Regions from separate parts of the Mus musculus genome. Here region 1 is linked to region 2. Evidence: chromatin loops called from intact Hi-C (ENCODE). Cell type or tissue: left cerebral cortex. All regions are shown on one strand.

What was found. Peaks named below come from ENCODE experiments on the same cell type or tissue, not always from the same donor. Only the 100,000 strongest peaks of a DNase experiment are listed, where the experiment ranks them.
Region 1: a loop joins it to region 2, with 3.0 times the contacts of the local background. A loop is called at or near these places in 4 of 42 quality-filtered maps.

What each region holds. Positions count from the first base shown.
Region 1 is chr5:67,008,405-67,010,904 of GRCm38, reverse strand. The region is part of intron 13 of Limch1 (LIM and calponin homology domains 1); the gene reads right to left. Among named protein-coding and RNA genes, the nearest start is that of Gm33040, 10 kb to the right of the region's middle. In left cerebral cortex, no CTCF peak of the experiment used is centred here; a DNase peak (open chromatin) is centred at 1,487.
Region 2 is chr5:66,384,617-66,387,116 of GRCm38, reverse strand. The region is part of intron 9 of Apbb2 (amyloid beta (A4) precursor protein-binding, family B, member 2); the gene reads left to right. Among named protein-coding and RNA genes, the nearest start is that of Gm52775, 120 kb to the left of the region's middle. In left cerebral cortex, a CTCF peak has its summit at 1,247; DNase peaks (open chromatin) are centred at 1,267 and 2,213.

The DNA of each region.
Region 1 (2,500 bases), 620 kb before region 2:
GTGTTCAATTTATCTCCTCTGGCACATATCATCTTGAAATTGCTAAACAATTTTTATATACAGATATACGTTAGTATTTAATAGATTTTCATTTCAAGAACATTAATCTACCAACCTTAAGATGACTTCTGGTTGGGGAAAAACACTTTCCTGTCGACATTTGACAGGAATCTGCAGTTGGTGTCAACTGCGAGGCAAACAGCGCCTACCCGGATGCCTTTGTCCTGCCCTCACTGAGAAGCAGAAGGAGCAAGAAAGATCTGATTGTTCCCCTGGGTCAGAAAACAGAAGGAAACTGCTGATTTTTTTTTTTTTTTGAGGAGGGCCACAAGCTTGTTGAAGACAAGGGACAAACAGCCCCACCTCATCACTCAGTCTGAGAAAAGCTCACAGAGTGCTTGAGGTACCCAAGAGCCGGGCTTGGCTCATCACACAAGAACTGCCATCGACCACTGGGGGCTCCGACATTGGGGATGAGTGACTGTGTGAGAGAAGTTTGGTCAGTCTTCATGAAATGGAGTGACCGGGGGTCTCTGTGCCTGGAGAGTGGAATCTTGGAAGCCCAGGTGGTAGAAGAGAGCCAAGACTGGAGAACACAACAGATACAGAAAGAGCCAGGGGAAGAAATAAGCGATAGAGTCTCCTAGAAAGAGCTGTTGACAGCTGCCTGACTTTTAGGGAATGAACTGGACTGACGGACACCAGCAGCTGGGAGAAGACAAAAAAATCCATCTCATACATATAAAATTCACATCTGCTCAAAATGGTAATTTCGATAATCTTATGTAAATTCCCCAAATCTTTATATTTCTCCCTATTTTGTATTTCTAGGGGGAAAATGTACTATTTTACCTTGTACTTGATTATGGTAATACAAAAAATAAGGGCTCCTGTGGGCTACAAGTCACCTGGACACCAAGCTAAGTGCTTGGCAGATGTGCAATCTCACAGTAACTATCTGGCATGTATTAGTCTAGGTAATAGTGCTCCAGTACTTACTTCTATACACAAACTGAAGTCAGACACTTACTTAACCATGTTCAGGCCGTGTTTGGCCTACTGCATGGAGTTCTTGAGGTAATTTGGGAGAGGGTCATTTTCAGACCACCAAGCAGGGAGGAGATCCAAATGCAAGCGTGACTGACAACGGCGGACAGAAACCGCCAGCACCACCGTGGAGATAGCTTTGAGGGAGACTGCACTAGCCAAGTCTCTTGTTGTGGTAAAAATACAGGGTGAAAGCAACATAAGGGAGGGAGGCTGCCTTGGGCTCTTGGTTCAAGGGGATACAGTCCGTCATGGCAGCAGGAGCACGAGGGTGCTGGCCACACTGCGTCTGCTGTCGGAAAGAAGAGATGGACGCTGGTGCTCAGCTCCCATTCTCCCTGTTCCTCAGACTATTTGATGATGCCATCCACGTTTAGAGTGGGTCTTCCCACCTCGGTGGTTAACCCAGCCGAGACACGCTCGGAGGCTTGTCTCCTAGGCAACTCCAGAGTCTATCCAACTGACAGTCAACACTGAATATCATGAAGATGGAAGTGCGACTTTCAATAGGCTACAAACATAGAATCGGTTCATCTTCAGCTCAGGGAAACATCTGAATCTCTTCCCAACCCTCTAGTCTAGGATGCTGTATGTGCATTACAACAGGATCTTCTAACATAAGCCAGCATTCTAAAATGCAAGGTGCTAGGTTTTTATTGGGCTTCTAACACACACACACACACACACACACACACACACACAGAGAGAGAGAGAGAGAGAGAGAGAGAGAGAGAGAGAGAGAGAGAGAGAGAGAGAGAGAAGATGTGGAGAGATCTCACAAGTATCAGGGAGGGAAGGGAACCGGTGTCTCTGTCTGGAAAGGACAGCATCTAGTCTGCAATACCACGTGGCGTCTCCCTTGCACTCCTTTCACTTTCATATCCCCACTGTGTGGAACAGCTGCATCTGTCCCCCAGGTCAATCAAATATCCACAGTGAAGGTCAGGCTTCAAACTCCACATCCCACACAAAACTTTCCCATACTGCATTCTAGCTACATTGGTCTTACCTAATCTTTGTCATCTCATATTCCTCTGATGTCCTTAGCCTATAACCTAGCATTTCGTTACATATTGTTTGATATACTTCTCTGGCTTAATATATAAATGAAATCTCAGGAAGTTTGCTTCTTTTTATATTTTAAGCATTTGTACCCAGAATGTGTCTTCACTCATTCCTCAGTGAGCAGGCACGCAGTTGCATGGTGGTCACTATTATAATCCTATTCTTACAGAGCTGAGCCTATCAGGAGGATTTAGAATGGGATGGTTTATGTGGATACAACCTAAGTATCGCAATAGATCTGAGTTCAGTTCCAACCTATGTATAAAGGAAGAGAACCATGGTTTCAGCAGCATCCCGTGAGAAAGGTGAAGTAGAAGAAAACTGAAAGAGGTGGCATGTCATCATGTGCCCACATCAGCCCAGGAGGCCACCACTCCCACTTCAGAGC
Region 2 (2,500 bases):
ATCTCACAGTGTGCTCATCTGGTAGCTGGTGGAAATAAGAAGTCTTCAACCCTGTGCACATGACTCCCAAACCTCTTGTTCCAAGCCACTGTTTCCCCAGGCTTAAGGTCGCTTTGGCTGTCTATCTAGATGGGGTTAAGGTAGCAGAGTTGCCAAGGGTGGGTGTGAGTTCTGGAACTGGGAGGTCATTGCCTAAAGATGGATTCTTCTGGACTCCTATGGCCCAGTGCTTTGTGGCATGCTGGCCTTGGCAAGGTTGATATGATCGTCACACTGCTGAGGACAAAGGCTCACATTAATGAGTCCAGGAGCCACACAGATGCAGATGCAACAGGCCTACAGAGAACACTGAGTAGGTGACACTGTTGGGTTTGAAACTTATATCAAAATAAGACATGATTTTGCGGTGTCTTCTGCAGGGACATAAGCATAGTTCATCACTGCAGTACTTTCCATTGCTTATGTCCGTTTGCAGTTAGTGCCTGGTCCGCTCAGCCATTTTATTATCCAGGCACTGGATCTTATGAGGGCTTTTCTTGTTCTGTTCTTGCTACACCCAGCCCCACATGGAGAAAGGAAGGAAGGAGTGAGGCTAGTCGGGGCTGGGTATGCTTGACAGCGTAACTCTCCAGCAAACGGGATAGGAGTGCAAGGTTCTAATATTCCTCTTGAGATTTATTTATCCGAGCCTTCCCTTGGTTCCTATTAGCATAAATTTCCATGAAGTAATTCTATTAGCTAGCAATTCACTAGATTAACCCTAAGAGATAAACAGGAAATCGCAGGGAGCGTCTTCTCTCATTCAGATCTGTTTCTGATCTGCAACAAATGCACTTTCATGCCTTCGCATTTCTGTGGGATGTTATAGCTGCGTGTAGTAGTCCGTGCCATTGAAAACGACTTTGTTTTCTTCAGAAATTCTGAACTATGAGAAACTCTTGGATTTGATTTGCATGGTTGATTCATTCTCTGGGTGGGGGAAAAAAGAAAGAAAGAAAACATTTGTAAAATGATTAATGCCAAGGGAGCAAACATACTTAGCATTCAGTGTGATGGCTAAGACTCTGGCTGGACCTGGCCCGCTCAAGATTTGCTTCTTATTTACTGTGTGGCTTTGGGATCTCGTCCTCTGTATTACATAATAAACTGCTCCAGAACTTGGTAACTGGAAACAGTTTCATTTTCCTCATGACTTGGAGTTTGGGAGTTTGTGCAGAATTCAGCCACACAGCAGTGCAGTTCCTCTGTGATCCACTAGTAGGCAGCAGGACCTGGAAGATCTGCATCTAGAGCAGCCCTTCCCCGGACTCATCCTCCAGGGCCCACTCTGTGTTGCTTGGGCTTTTAGCAGTACAGTTCACTGGGCAGGAAAGACAGGAAGCCAAAGCTACCAGGTGAGAGCAGGCTTTTCTTGGAAATGGTACCACTATCTTCTATTAGTCAAAACAGAACTCGACTAATTCAGGAGGTAGAGAAATGGACTCTTGAGAGCTGAGCAAGGTCACAGAACAGGAAGTGTATGGAAAGCTTTATTGCAGCCAGTTCTGAGAGAGAGAGAAACCATCCCTGGCATCAGCCAGTCAAAGAGAATGCCCTTTGTCAAGGGGAGTGCGTATCTGCGTGACTCAGTCAAGAAGCCAGGCCCCGAACCCGGGGCAAATGTGCCAAGTCCTGGGAATAAGATAGAGCCACCGAGGCATGGCTTCAGGGTGGGAATTCATGGAGGGAATAGTAAGATCTTTTCTCGTCCCTAGGAAGGAAGAGCCCAGTGTTCTGCTTGGGTGTAGTTGGCCACAGAATACCAAGGCACAAAGCCTGGCTGCCCAGCTTAACCCTGCATGGTGTGTTCCACCTCCCCCACCCTCACTCCCAACTCCCCCAGCCCACAGCAGGGCTGACATGTGCATCATTGGCTAGAACTTATTCCCCTCTCAGCCCAGGGGACAGAGTTTTGTATTTCTAAAGCTGTTTCCTTTCCTTTATTTGCCAACATGGCTGAGCATAATACTGAAGTCCTGGCAGAAGCCCGGCTTCTTTCCCCCCAGTTAATTTCTGGTCACTTGTCCAAGTGAGTCACCCGGGAACCGGCTGCTGTGAGTCTCTGAATTTTAAAGGATGCTGCTGGGACAAGAGATGTCATTATCAACAATTAGTGGCTGGGCCTGGTGGTAGATGCCCTGAATAGGCTAACTAAAGGACAGGCAAGTCTTGTCCTCTTCCCTGTAGGAGCTCTGTAGGAGTCAGAGTGAGTCATAGCTGTTAACAGTGCATGGGTGGCTATGCAGAGAGTGGACCAGCAGGTGCTCGAACCTGGCCCCATAGGATTCTGGAAAGGAACTTTGGGTGATGGACACTCTGAGACATTCACAGCCTGCTTAGATACAAAAGTAATTCACTCGTCCAGCAGGGCTGGGCTCTTCAGGGAGGGTCTCCAGAATGCAGATGTCTTTCCATAGCTCCCCACAAAAGATGCAACATGTCTCCAGCTCTGTTTCCTCGG